2 separate regions of the Homo sapiens genome follow, and region 1 is linked to region 2. Evidence: chromatin loops called from intact Hi-C (ENCODE). Cell type or tissue: HCT116. All regions are shown on one strand. Each heading gives the region's core, and the rest is flanking DNA. Links, peaks and the distances in the headings are about the cores only. Region 1 overlaps PRH1-PRR4 (PRH1-PRR4 readthrough). Region 2 holds the start of LOC440084 (a long non-coding RNA gene).

Evidence for each region. Peaks named below come from ENCODE experiments on the same cell type or tissue, not always from the same donor. Only the 100,000 strongest peaks of a DNase experiment are listed, where the experiment ranks them.
Region 1: it touches region 2 in a loop (2.5-fold over the local background); 4 of 110 quality-filtered maps call a loop at or near these places.

What each region holds. Positions count from the first base shown.
Region 1 is chr12:10,864,412-10,871,901 of GRCh38, reverse strand. All of the region lies in intron 7 of PRH1-PRR4 (PRH1-PRR4 readthrough), which reads left to right. Among named protein-coding and RNA genes, the nearest start is that of PRH1, 16 kb to the left of the region's middle. In HCT116, for the core only: CTCF peaks have their summits at 4,160 and 4,363; no DNase peak of the experiment used is centred there.
Region 2 is chr12:11,483,482-11,490,971 of GRCh38, reverse strand. LOC440084 (a long non-coding RNA gene) reads left to right here and starts at 4,294. Exons shown (of 5, transcript NR_148969.1): 1 at 4,294-4,408; 2 at 4,821-4,923. In HCT116, for the core only: a CTCF peak has its summit at 4,202 (motif pointing right); a DNase peak (open chromatin) is centred at 4,211.

The DNA of each region.
Region 1 (7,490 bases), core at 3,019-5,518, 620 kb after region 2:
TTTTAGCATTGGGGTATTCCTGGCATTGTAAAATTAGTTAGGAAGTATTCTCTTCTCTGAATTTGTTGGAATTGTTTGATGAGGAATGCTTTTCCTTTTTCCTTATAAGTTTGGTAGAATTCATCAGTGAAACCATCTAGGCCTGGACTTTGCTTTGTTGGGAGATTTCGTTTTTATTACTGATTCTATTTCTTTACTCATTATTAGTCTGTTCAGGTTTACCCTTCTTTCCTGGCTCATTTTGTGTGAGTTGTATATGTCAGGGAATTAATCTTTTTCCATGGTGTTCAATTATAGTGTATACTTGTTCAAAACATACGGTTTCATTAGTGTATTATTGTCCAAAATATACAGTTGTATTTCTATGATATAAGTTGTAATATCTTCTTTTTAGTTTCTGATTTTGTTTCATTCAGTTTTTTCTGTCTATATATATATTTTTATATATGTATAGATACACAATATCTATACTATATATATAGTATAGCATATATATATATACGTGTGTGTGTGTGTATATATATATATACACACACATATATAGTATAGCCTAGCTAGACACTTAGGAATTTTATTTATTGTTTCAATAAACCAACTTTTCATTACATTGAGTTTGGGTTTGTTTTTTTTTAGTTTCTAGTTGTTTGGTTCTGCTCTTATTTTTACTATATTTTTCCTTTCACTAATTTGGGGTTCAGTTTGTTTTTAGTTTTCTAGTTCCCTCAGGTGGATCACTGGGTTGTTTAATTGAAATCTCTCTACTTTTGGATGAAAGAATTTATTCAGAGCATCTCCCCTCTTAGCACTATTTGTGCTGTATGTTGTGTTTACATTGTCATATTTCAAAAACATTTTAATTTTCTTCTAAATTTCTTCATTGAACCAGTGGTTGCTCAGGAGCATGTTGTTTAATTTCCATGTATTCTTACAATTTCCAAAGTTCCTCTTAATATTGATTTTTAGTTTTATCCATTGTGGTATATGAAAATAAAGTATACTGCTTTTTCAAAATGTACTGAGACTTGTTTTGTGGCCTAACATACGGTCTGTATTAGAAAATCTTCCACAGGCTAATAAGAAAAATGGTATGTTTTGCCACTGTTAAATAAAAATGTCTATAATGTATATTGGGTCCCCTTATTCTTAAGATTAAGTCCAATATTTCTTTGTAGATTTTCTGTCTAAATAATCTGTTTAATGCTGAGAGTCAGGTGTTAAAGTTTACACTACTATTGTATTGGAATCTATTTATCCTTTTAGATGTCATAATGATAGCTTTATGTATCTAGGTATACTCTAGTGTTGGGGGAATATATTTAGTTTTGTTATATCCTCATGCTAAATTGATCTTTCTATTCTTAAATAATAACCTTCTTTTTCTCTCATTACTGTTTTTGACATAGAGTCTATTTTATCTGATGTTAATATACCTATTTCGACTTGTTTTTGTTTCTGTTTACATGGGATATTTTCTTCTATCCCTTCATTTTCAGTCTATATGTGTCTTATTAGGTGAAGTCAGTTTCTTGTAAGCAGCATATAGTTAGGATATTTTTTAAAAATTCACTCAGCCAGTCTATGTCTTTCAAGTGGAGAATTTAATCAATTTTCAATCAAGATTATTATTCATATGTGAGAAATTACTTCATTTTGTTATTTGTTTTTGTTTGTTTTACATATACTTTGTTTCTTTTTCTCTCACTTTTTATTATTGTGGTTTAGTATTTTTCTATAATAGTAAAATTTAAATCATTTCAAGTCTTCATTTGTCTGCTGTACTAGGGAGTATTTTAAATTTTTTGTGTTTTCATGACGGTAGATATTGTACTTTTGCTTTCAGGAGCAGAATTCCCTTAAGCATATCTTGTGGGGCAGTCATTGTGGTGATGAATTCTCTGTTTTTGCTTTTCAGGGAAAAACTTTATTGTTACTTCATTTTGAAGTTCGCCTGTGCTGAAGATAGTGCTCTTGGCTGGCAGATTTTTTTTCTTTGAACACTTTAAATATATGATTTTATCTCTCTTTCACAGTTTATACAGTGAAAATCACTGTTAATCTGATGAGGGTTCCATTATCATGACTCGATGCTTTTATCTTACTGTTTTTAGAATTAACGACTTTTGGCTTTTGACAGTTTGACCACTGTATGCCTTGGAGAAGGACTTCTGGGGTTGTGTCAATTTGAGTATCATTGAGGTCCTCTATTTGAATGTCTAAATCTCTTGCTAGACTTGACTTGACAAATTTTCAGCTATTATTTTTTTTTCTTTTTTTATTTTATTTTATTATTATTATACTTTAAGTTTTAGGGTACATGTGCTTAGTTTAAAATTTTTGTCATGCCTCTGCCCATCTCTTCTTCTTGAGTATTCTGGAATACTCAGAATCAAACCTTTGGTAACTACATGGTATGTTATATTGAATACTGGCTTTATTTAGATGATTTATTATATTTTCTATCTGGTTTATTTCAGAAATCTAGTCCTCAAGTGGTGAATTTTTTTCTTCTGCCTTACCTAGTCTATCGTTGAAGCTTTTGAAAATATTTTTTTTTTTTTACTTTATTCATTGAATTCTTTACTACCAAGATATCTGTTTGGTCTTTCTCATGACATCTAGGTATCTGGTGAATTTCTTATTCATATTCTGATTTTTTTCAGATTTTTGTATTGATTATCTTTGCTCTATTATATTTAACTAAGCTTCTATGATATCATATTTATGAATTTTTTAGAAGTTCATAGATTTTATTTTTGTTGCAATCTCCTGCTGAAGAATAATTGTGGTCCTGTAGGGGTGTCATGTTTTCTAGCATCTTCATGTTTATTGAGTCCCTATATTAGTATATGCACGTCTGGAGTAACAGCCTCTTCTTGATTGGCTTTCATAGGGGAACACTATTTTTTCTATAGATATATCTGTAGTGTTGGTTGCATACAGCACTTTAGCTTTGATTCTGGGTGTATACACTAGCATAATATCTGTATGGTTTCTTTGTCTCTAGTCGGGATCAGTGGTCTGTGATTTCCTCAGTTGCTAAGACTGAGGTTGTTAGTAAAAGTTTTTGTGAGGTTTTGATGGGAACAGGGGTACTAGATGGGCCAGTCTGCAACACATGTTAGTGGCAGCAGTGGAATGAGCATGCCGGTCTTTGAGCCTCCAGACAACAAACATTGACACCAATATCCACAGTTTCAGTTGGGTAAATTATTGTACCTCCAGGGAGTTTCCTGTGGTGCTGGAAGTTGCAGTGGTGGGCCTGGTGAGTGAGTGGTTCTTGAGACTTTGTGCAATGTGCCTGGCATGGGTGATAGCAATAGCAGTAGCAAGACAACCCTCAGGCTTCCAGGTTGAATGTGCTGGTGGTAATGGTGATGGCAATGGCCTATGTAGGCCAGTCCTAAGAATCCAAGGTGTCACATGCAGGTACGTACTGGCAATGGTCTTGGCACAGGCTGTGTAGGTTTGTCCTCAGACCCATCAGAGAAGTACATGGGTGCCAGCAGTGCTGGATGGAATGGGATGAACCCAGACCAGCTCCAAAGTGTCGGCAGTGATTATTATTCTTGCAGGTCAGGAAGAGGGAGGAATTTTCTGAAGGGTCAGTGTGGTTTCAGAGATAGCATATGGTTGTCTCAACAAAATAGCTACCCACTAGTTCCAAAGTGTTGCTGTAGAGGCAAGCTGACTTACTACCCCAACAAACAGAATACCAAAAACAAATATAGAGCTTTGAGATCTATGTCAGGAAAAATACATAGCTCAAGTATGAAAATGAGATGGTTCTCAGGGCCAAAGAGAAGTGGAAAATCATCAAGAAGACAGTAGGAGATGGGACTTCCACCTCCATGATGTCCCTCCTTCCTATTCTTCCTGGCACCACACATGCAGAGAATCTCCCCCAATTCATGGATTTTAGAGTGAATAAAGTGAAATTGATGTTCTCAAACAGATTATTTACCACCTTGGATTCCCTGGCAAGAAACTTGTTCTTCCTTAGCCCATGAGATGCATTATGACTCCCTTAGGGAAGATGAATATTCTCTGTCCTCAGGGAGGAATATTCCTGAAGAGAGCAAGAGACAAAATAGGGAGGAGGGAAGATCATCTCCAGTTCTGGACACTGTTCATAACTTGGCCAAAGGAGAAGCCAAATCAGGGTAGATGTTCAATAGCACCATGCTTTAGGAGGTACATTCCTTAGGTCACCAGACCATAACCCCTAGCCAAGTTTCTCATACTTCCAGGGTAATTCCTTTGGGACATTTCCCATTTCGGACAGTTAATACTCCAACCGTTTACTAAAGACAAGGTAAAAGTGAGGTTGAGACACCACCTAGAGTCAAAAGGGAGGCAACAGCCCAGCAGTGAGGATTTGCCAAGCAAATAGACTCAATAACAACAAACACAACCCAGACCTGAAAAACTGGAATTAATTAATAACCCTTCTATGGAAAGACATAGAAGTATACCCACAGGAAACAACAGCAAGCAAAGAGCCATGGCCTTCCCAAAAGGACAAAGGTACCAAACTAGTTACTGACCCCAATGACATGACAGTTGGTTAGCTCTCTGATCAAGAATTCAAAATAACAATTTTAAGGAAATCAGATATCTGCAAGATAGCATAGGAAAGCAATTTATTGATTTATCAGAGAATTTTAACAGAGATTGAAATAATTTTGAAAAATCAAACAGAAATCTGGGGACTGGTAACTAGATTTGCTGAACTGAAAACTCATTAGAGGCTCTCCATACTTTCCCACCTCTCAGCTTGCAGGATCAGTCAGGGTTGGTGCAGGGAAACACATGATTCTTCTGTCTCTTGGCCAGGTCAGTGCTGGGCCTCATCTCAGCTCCTGCCCACTGCTCCAGCAGACAGCCCTGCCACTCCGTATTTTCCCACCTCTCAGCTTGCAGGATCAGTCAGTGTTGGTGCAGGGAAACACATGATTCTTCTGTCTCTAGGCCAGGTTAGAAGGGCAGTCTCCAAGGGACAGGCTTCAGGACTTGGATGGAAACCTAACCTGAACCTAGGGTCGATTTTACTTTATAATGTATGGTTATTCAGAGATAGAGTATGTGAGCCTCCATTTGTCTTCCTGCACTGGGGCCTGAAAATGTTAAATCTGGTCTTTTAGATAATCAATGGCTTTTTTCATTATGGAGAGAATTATCCATAAGTTCTGGGTAATGTATGGCAGTATTTAATTGATAATGTCTTTCCCAATATATACTCTGTTTTCTTTTTCTAAAATTCATGTTGGGTGAATTTTTTAATTGTCTTCACATTATGGACCATATCTTTGCCTTTTTGCCCTACCTCATAGGGGATTTCCTTAACTTTACATTTTATTGAACTTATCAATTTAATTTACAATTGCTCATATTCTTTTGTGTTCTCTGGTCAATCTTCTATTTGATAGCATCCTTTTATGTTTTATGGTTATATCAGAATATATTAATTATAGTCTTGTAAACGTTTCTTCTGCTGTTTATCTTACCTCTTTTCCTTCAGAATTACACTTTGTTCTGATTCTTTGAGTCTCATTTGATGGAGAATTTCTTCAATTGTCTGGTCAACCTTTGATTCAATTCATACTTAAGAGTAGGCACTAAAACGATCAGAAAGCTCTATGCGTGTTGGAAAAGGTCTGGAGAATCATGCATTTCACAGTAGAGGGATTGGATGCCCAGGTAGCTATTTTGTTCAGATCTCCAGTTGCTGCCCCTGACACAGTGATGATCCTTCTGAAGAACCCTTCATTTTCCTGATCTGAGAATGTCATCTTCATTATTGGTGTTGGGAAGATTTAGGGTCTTATTTTAATAGAGAAAGCTGGGCTTTGCAAGTGGTTGTCCTGCTGTAAGTGGCAGAGTTAGAATGAAATCTACAGCTTCTCATTCCCAAGTCTGCACAACACTCCAAAGAAGTGACTGCCCCAACTTACAAATGCAGCCAACCTCAAGGTAAATTTGTACCACTTAGTTTTGTCACTTAAACTATTGCATATACATATTGCACAGTATAAATACATGCAATACTATCAAATTTTATATAAACTCATACATATCCTTTTGCAAAAGTCTAGTTTAAACATTACCAAATCAGGGATAGCTGTCTCCATACACAACTGAAACAAATTTGAGAGATGTAAGATTACCTGTTCTCTCTGCAGGAGGAAAATATAGGCCTCACAAAGATGTTTACATCTTAATTCCCAGAACCTGTGTTTTATGTTAAATTACATGGCGAAGGGCAATTAAGTTTGCTAATAATTTGGCCTAAAAATAGAGAGAGTTTCCTGGATCTAATATCAAGGTAAATGACAGGAAATGGCACATAGAGCTTTCTATCTTATAATGTGCTTTTGTATCTCAATGCCTTTTTCCCCTTTCAGAGCATACATTACTCAAAGACGGAAAATATGTGTGTGCTTTTTTTATTTCTGTGAAGTATGCTGATTGGTATTTTGTTTGGGATTGCATTAAATCTGAAGATCATTTTGATTAGTATGGCCACTTCCACAATATTAATTGTTCCAATCCATAAACATAGAGTATCTTTTCATTTATTTGCATCTTTTTCAATTTCTTTTATCAATGTTTCATAGTTTGCAGTATTAGAGATCTTTTATCTCCTTGGTTAAGTTTATTCCTAAGTATTTTATTCTTTTTTGGTTATTGTAAATGAAATTGTTTTCTGAATTATTTTTCATATAGTTCACCATTAGCATACAGAAATGCTACTAATTTTTGTACATTGATTTTCTATTCTGCAACTTTACCAGATTTATTCTAACAGTTTTTTGTTGAAGTCTTTAGAGTTTTCTATAAATAAGATCATGTCATCCGAAAAGATGAACAATTGACTTCCTTCTATTCAATTTCAATTTGTTTAGTTTCTATCTCTTGCCTAGTATATCTAGCTAATACTTTTAATACTATGTTGAATAGGAGTGATGAAAGTGAACATCCTTATCTTTATCCTAATCTTAGAGGAAATCTTTCACCTTTCCTTATTCTGCATGATGTTACTTGTGGGTTTGTCATATATGGCCTTTTTGTGTTGAGGTACATATCTTGTGTGTCTAATTTCTTGTGAGCTTTTCTTATGCAGGGATATTGAATTTTATAAAATACTTTCTCTGTGTCTATAGAGATGATCATATGGCCTTTGTCCTTCATTTTGTTAATAGGGTGCATCACATTTATTGATTTGTATATGTTGAATAAAACCCACTTGATCATAGTGAATGATCGTTTTCATGTGCTGCTGCGTTCACTTTGCTAAAATCTTGTTGAATTTTTGCATTGATATTCATCAGGGATGTTGGCTTGTGGCTTTTTTATTTGTTGTATCTTTGGTTTTGGAATCAGGGTAATGCTGGCTTTGTAAAATGCGTTTGGAAGTATTACTTCCTCTGCAATATCTGGAATTGTTTCAGGATAATTAGTATCAATTCCTCTTTAAATGTCTGGTAGAATTC
Region 2 (7,490 bases), core at 2,756-5,255:
CTTTCTGCTTATCTAAAAAACTTGTTTTTTGAACAACACTATTAAGAAAATAAAAGCTGGGTGCAGTGGCATGCCCCTGTAGTAGTCCCAGCTACTTGAGATGCTGAGGTGGAAGGATTGCTTGAGCCCAGGAGTTTGATGATTGTAGTGTACAATGATTGCATGCCTCTGAGTAGTCACTGCACTCTAGCCTGGGCAGCATACATCTCTAAAATAGTAAGTAAGCAAATAAAATAAATTTTTTAAAATGAGAAGATAAGCCACAGACTGGGAGAAAATGTTTATGACACTTGCTAACAAAGGGCTAGTATCCAGAATATATAAAGCACTCTTACTACTTAATAATAAGACAAATAATTCAGAAAAAAAGTGGTGAAAAGATTTGAACAGACACCTAAATAAGGGTGGTGTATAAGTGCATGAAAAAATACTCAACATTATTATTCACTGAGGAAATGAAACTTAAATCCACAGTGAGATACCATAAAACACTCATGAGAATGACTAAAGTTAAAAAGACAGACAATACCAAGTGATGGTGAGAAGGTGAAGGAAATGGATCTCTCATGGATTTCTGGTAAGAATTCAAAATAGTAGCACCGTTTTGGAAAACGGTTTGTTAGTTACCTAAAAAGTTAAATATAAAGTGCCCATACGACCCATCAGTTCCACTCCCAAGAGGAATGAAAATATATGTCTACACTAAGGCCTGTATGTAAATGTTTATAGTTGATTCATCCATAAGAGCCACAAACTGGGAACAACCCAAATGTCCATCACCTGATGAAAGGAAAAACAAATTTTGGCATACCCACATGGTGGCATATTACTCAACAACAAAAGGAACAGACTGTAGATCCCCATGCCAGCATGGATAAATCTCAAGAGCATTTCATTAAATGAAAGAAATCAGACATGAAAGACTACATAGTATATGACTTCACTCGTGTAATATTCTGAAAAAAGTAAAACTGTAAACATAGAAATCAGAGAACAGGAGACAGGAGTTGGGAGTCAGAGGTGGGGATTAAAGACAGGGGAACCCTTTGGGGTGTGAAACATTTCCTATATGTTGATGGTGATGGTGCGTAAATGACTATATACAATTGTCAAAATTCATCAAGGTGTACACTTCAAAAAGATAAAGTTACTGTCCTCCCACTGCTGAATTTGACTGGCTTAAAAAACATAAATGTTACTGTATATAAATTATAACTCAAAAGTGATGAATAAAGGGGAAGAGAGCACAGAAGTTCTGTATTCTCCCAGAACTTTAGCAGGTAACTTGACTGTCCCAGTAATATTCTGAATAATTTTTAGCCATATGAAAAATAATTAGCAGGTACTTTGACTGTCCCAGTAATTATTCTTCATATTATTAAAAATTATTCATGTCTGTCCATAGTGCTTCACTAAGGTCAAGCTGTAACTTTACATGCTGAAAAAAGAAAAACAAGGAGAAAAAAATGAGACGATCTAAGGATGGATACTGGGATTAAAAAATAAAAACAGTTTATTTTATTTTCACAGAAAAAGACTGACCTGTTGAGCAAACTTCTTGATGGTGAAGGGCATGAGGATCCCATCTATTATTGACTAAACATTTATGAAGCAAAATTGTTCTACTTTGTTGTAATGACCACTGTATCTATGTTTTTCAGGTTCTACAGAGAGTACTACTAGATGGAAGTAGCTGTAATAAACCAGAGATTGTAAAGCAGTAAATTCTACAGGATAGCCTTTATTTGTAGCCTTCAACCCTTCTTCAGAGCTCCCTCTTCCTCTCCTTTCAGATAGAAAAATGATTTGGAAAAAAAACTACCCAAGATATTTGAAGTTTAATGGGTTAGTCCTCTGTGGGAATGAGCCTCCAGTGAAAGATGCTTAACACAAAGAAATTTCCTGTTAATAATGGTTTGTCACTTCAGTGGGGAAGGAATGGCCCAAAGCAGCCTCCTTTTTGACTCCTTGAATTGTATCATGTCAGTGATAATTTCCACTGCTGAGGTACTCATTCTAGGCAGCATCTAAAGAAAATTTTGTATTTCTTTCTGGTGAGTATCTTTTTCAATGTTTTAGCTTACAAAAGATGAGTTAAAAGGCAGGGATACACTGGAAGGTGGCTCACCTAGCTGTTATCACTGGCACTATGCTCTGATAGCTTTCCTTGTAGCTCTGGGGTTGGTTAACAGGTTTGGTTAACTCTGATTGTATGCTCACAAATTAATTTAATCCTCCATCCTCAGTCCTGTTTTAGTCTCAAGCTTCATGTTCTTCCCTGGTGAAGTAATCATCTTCCACACCTTCAGCTACCACCAGTATGCTGACAATTACCAAATCCATCTGTCTTGTGTCAAAAACGATATATTTGGCCACCTACTGGGCATCTCCAGTGGAATGGTAGGTAGACCTTTCTGAAACATGTATGCTTCCCATTATATTTCTTATTTGGGGATGGCACAAAGATCTATTCCGTCACCAAGGTCAGAAAATTGAGATTCAACTTTCTCTCCTTTTCTCTTATCACCTATATAAAATCAGGCTCCAAATCCTGAAGAATCTAAGTTCTTCATATTATTTCAAAACATTTGCTCCCATCCTCCTGTTCCCTGCCTTATTTCTGATCCCTCTGATCTCTTACACAGAGTCTACCACCTGTACTGGACGTTTATCTTTTATTTTTTGACCATTCCAGAATCTAGCCTCTTACTTCCTATTTTGGGGATCCTCTAGTTGTTCCTCCAATACCCATTTCCCTTCTTCCTAGTAGTAGGATTTTAATTGCCCACATGGCCACACAGGATCCTGACTTTGTTAGTTTTTCTTGTAGCTAGGTGTGGCTATGTCATGAAGTTCTGGACAATGGCATGTGACTAGAAGAGAGATATGCCACATCCAGGTTGTGCTCTTAAAAGAAAGGAACATGCCATCTTATTTTTCCCCCTTGCTCCTGCTAGCTGGAATGGAAAAGTGATGGTGGGAATCGGAGGAGCCATCTTGGGCTGTGCAACGGAACCCGTGAAGTATTGCAGAGTGAAAAGGCAGAGGCAGGCTGGGCCAGCAATAGCTTCACAAAGAGCTGCCAAACCAACTTGGGCCTTCGTAGGAGGAAGAAATACACTTCGGTTTGCGTCATTGTTAATTTTGGTCTTTGTTACTGTGGCCAGACAGATACCCTAACTAATGCTCATTTTATGAAGTCATAGCAGCTCATTATTCCTTACTCTGCTACCTGGCTACCAAGGCAAGGGCAAATGGCCTAAAGCTGCCAAGCTGGGATCCCACTGGGGTGATTAGGACTAATTCAGGGCAGTGGTGGCAGCGATGACCTATTGCAGCAGAAGCCTGTCAGATTCATGAGACGGCTGCTGTGCGTACTCCAAACTAGCTATGCTCCTGCCCATTTCCTAGTCTGATCTTCCAGCATCTTGATAACTTGGCGCATTTTTGATACATCTCCAATAAATTTCTCTTTTTATTTAAGTGAGCAGAATAGGTTTATATGACTTGTAACAAAAAAGACTCCAAACTGATGTACCAAATTTCGATTTCACTTTCTTCCAATCTATTCTCTATGCTTCTGCTGAAGTGGTGTTTGTAAACTGATTTAATCCTGTATTTTCCCTGCTTAATACTCATCAGTGATTCCCCAGTCATTGCCTCCAGGATAACCTCCTTAGTCAGGCATATGAAGCCTTCCATGATCTGGCCTCCTATGTCTCTCTTGGGACCTGTTGCTACACCTCGTGGTTCAGCCACGCTAAATCACCCAGCTAGCACAATATCTTCACATTGCCTGTATTTCTGCCTGGAATTCCTAACTCCTCCTTCTCATATCTACTTGTCAATTCTTATTCAAGAGACACCTTAGGGTTCCTTACCTCTGTAAAGCTTCCCTAACTGCCCCCACACTGGTCATCCGTAGTAGATAGACAACTCTGTCCTTTGGGCTGTACACTGTATCCTGTCCTTAATCATCTTTCTACCACCTCACCAGGACCTCACCTGCCTTCATGTCCGCCTCCACAATATTGCGCTACATTTCTACTTATAGCACCTGTTTTTTTTTGAATGATTGGTGCTTAGTATAGTAGACCTGTATTAAATAAAAGAAAAACATTTGAAAAGTTTAAAAATAAACCGATAGGTGGCAGCAGAGCCCTGCTGTTAAAAGTAACTTTTGCAGTTCTAAACGTTTTTAACCCTCATGAGCCAGCAGGTGGTGCTGTCTGACACCAAAGCGCCACGTCACAACGGATGCGCAATCACTATTTTATGTGAGTGCAGATTTGTATTAAAACCGGAAAGCATGGACACCCAGACAGCTTACTGTCAATGACTGTACTATTCACTGTCTTCAACAAAAGTCAGCTATTCCAGGAAACTCTCGTCCAGAAAGATAAAAATTGCAAGTAACTGTTTTTTGTTTCAGGAAATTCCCCAGAAAACAACCCTTGAGAAAACCAGACTGTTCAACTTTCCCGCTGATAGCGCTGAACAACCTTTTACTCCTCAGGACTCTTCAAAATCCATGGCATTTACTGATCCTTAATTACCACATCACGATCTTTACCAAATTCTGATCAACCTCATGCCCCCACCTTGAAAGACCCACCTTCAATGTTATAAATATCCCAACTTTGGCACCTGGCTTTGAGACACTACTAAGAATCTAGATAGTGTGAACCCAAAATATCTGAGACAGGTCTCAGTCAACTTAGAAAGTTTTTTTTTTTGCCAAGGTTAAGGACGTGCCTCAGGAGGTCCTGACAGCATGTGTCCAAGGTGGTTGGGGTACAGCTTGCTTTTATAAATTTTAGGAGAATGAGACATCAATCAATATGCGGAAGATTTACATGGTTCGGTCTGGAAGGGTGGGACAATTCGAAGGGTGAGGAGAGAAGAGGAGCTTCCGGGTCATAGGTAGGTTTAAACATATTCTGATTGGGAATTGGTTGAAAGAGTTACGAAAGGAATGTCTGGGTTACCAGGAGGGGTTGTAGAGACCACGGTTTTATCATGAAGATGAAGCCTCCAGGTAGCAGGCTTTAAAGAAAAATAGATTGTAAGTATTTCTTATCAGACTTAAGGTCTGTGTTAATGTTAATGAGGCATGTCCAACCCTCACTTCCCGTCACGGCCTGAGCCAGTCTTTCAGGTTAAATTTTACATGCCCTGGCCAAAGAGTTAGTCCATTCAGATCGTTGCCAGGGGCCTTCAAATTCTATTTTTGGTTTACCGCAGGGGTCTCCTACCCCTGCAATAACTTTACCTAAAGGTATCCTGTTAGGAACCAGGCTGCATAGCGGGAGGTGGGAAGCAGGCAAGTGAGCATTACTGACTGAACTCCGCCTCCTGTCAGATCAGCAGCAGCTTTAGATTCTCATAGCAGTGCGAACCCTATTGTGAACTGTGCATGTGAGGGATCTAGGTTGTGTGCTCCTTATGAGAATCTAATGTCTGATGATCTGAAGTGGAACAGTTTCATCCCCAAACTATCCCCACCTGACCACCCCATCCGGAGAAAAATTGTCCCATGGAAGCTGTCCCTGGTGCCAAAAAAGGTTGGGGACCAGCAGTTCACAGTAGCCATCTCCCTATGGCGGTGAGCAATAAACTCAACTTTGCCTTATGAAAAGGTTCTTTCACTGGTGTTTGAGAGAAGCCGGCATTTGACAATATATGTCAACCTAAACAAACAAAAGTATTTTAGGGCTTTGCTACTCAGAGTGTGGGGTTGGTTTAAAATGCAGGGTCTCAGGCCCCACCTCAGTCCCGTAGAATCAGAATCCGCATTTTCACAAGATGCCCAGGTGACTGTGTGCACATTGCAGGCTGTGGTCTTGGGCATTATTCTTCTAAAGAATGAGTGCAGGCTGGGCGCGGCGGCTCTTGCCTGTAATCCCAGCACTTTGGGAGGCCGAGGTGGGTGAATCACAAGGTCAGGAGTTCGAGACCAGCCTGGTCAACATTTTTAATAGAAACCCCTTTTCTATTAAAAATACAAAAAATTAGCTTGGCGTAGTGGTGAGCGCCTGTAATCCAGCTACTCGGGAGGCTGAGTTACGAGAATCGCTTGAACCTGAGAGGTGGAGGTTGCAGTGAGCCGAGATCACGCCACTGCACTCCAGCCTGGGTGACAGAGCGAGACTCTGTCTAAAAAAAAAAAAAAAAGAATGAGTGCAGATGAAAGTTTAAACTTTAAAGAACAGTGGTTTTGTTCTTTTGTTTTTAGTCGGTTTATCACCAACAGAATAGGAGAAAGATTTGGATTAAAATTTCTGCTTTGTTTAAAAATTCTTCAGTTTTGTGACCTGCCTTAAGAGGATGAGTGGGTTTTTCAGGTATATGGGGAAACATTTATCTGCTGAATTCTTTTAGATCATTAAAAACAAAACAAACACAAACCTGCCGGTTTTTCCTAGGAGGCACCTGTGAGGACGTGGGCTTGTATTTCCTAGATACATTTTAAATCCACAAGCATAGTATATTCAGTAATATCTAGAAAGCTGGTTGATATAAAGGTTTTCTAAATATATATATTTTAAATTTGGATCTGTTATTTATACCACACTTTCTTATGTGTTATATTTGTACCTTTTTTCAGTGGTGAGTCCCATTTGTCTTAATGATTTCTGCTGATATACCAAACAGATGTGATGAAAAGAATAAGTATTTGCCTTCAGAAGGCATGGATTAAAATCCCAGCTCTAGGCTAGGAGTGGTGGCTTATGCCTGTAAGCCCAGTGCTTTGGAAAGCTGAGGTGGGTGAATGGCTTGAGCCCAAGAACATGGTGAAACCTCATCTCTACAAAAAACACAAAAATTAGCTGGGTGTGGTGGTGGGTACCTGTAGTCCCAGCTACACAGAAAGCTGAGCGGGGAGGGTCGCATGAGTTGCAGTGAGCCAAGATCACACCACTGTATTCCAGCCTGGGTGACAGAGCAAGGCCGTGTCTAGCAACAGGCAACAACAACAACAGGGAAAATCCCAGCTCTGCTTCTGTCCGGCTATGTAACGTGGGCCTATCCCCTTAACCTCTCTGAGCCTCAGTTTTCTCATCCTAAGTGGGGAAAATATTATCTATATAAAAGAACTGATTGGGGGATTAAAAGAGAGTCTGTAATAAAACATCTGTAAACCACATTTGTTTTGTAGTCATTTCTCCTAAACCCTCATGCTGCCATAGCACGTATTACCAAGCAGCACAACGGAGGATATTAATGAATGAAATAATGCATCACCTATTAAGTCACTTTAATAGGAATAGAAGGGAGAGGCAAGAGTTTCTAGAGACGATGACTTACCACTCCCAAATACTGTTTCTTATGGCGGTAAATGACAGCTTTGGAGGTATGGTAGGTATGTGGTTTGGGTCTGGGTTATCTTATATCACACCCCACATTAGCTACCTACCTAACTCTGCATCAGACAGGTTACATGTATTTCATCTAAAGTAGTAACTCAGAAAGTGCACTTATCTTCTGTT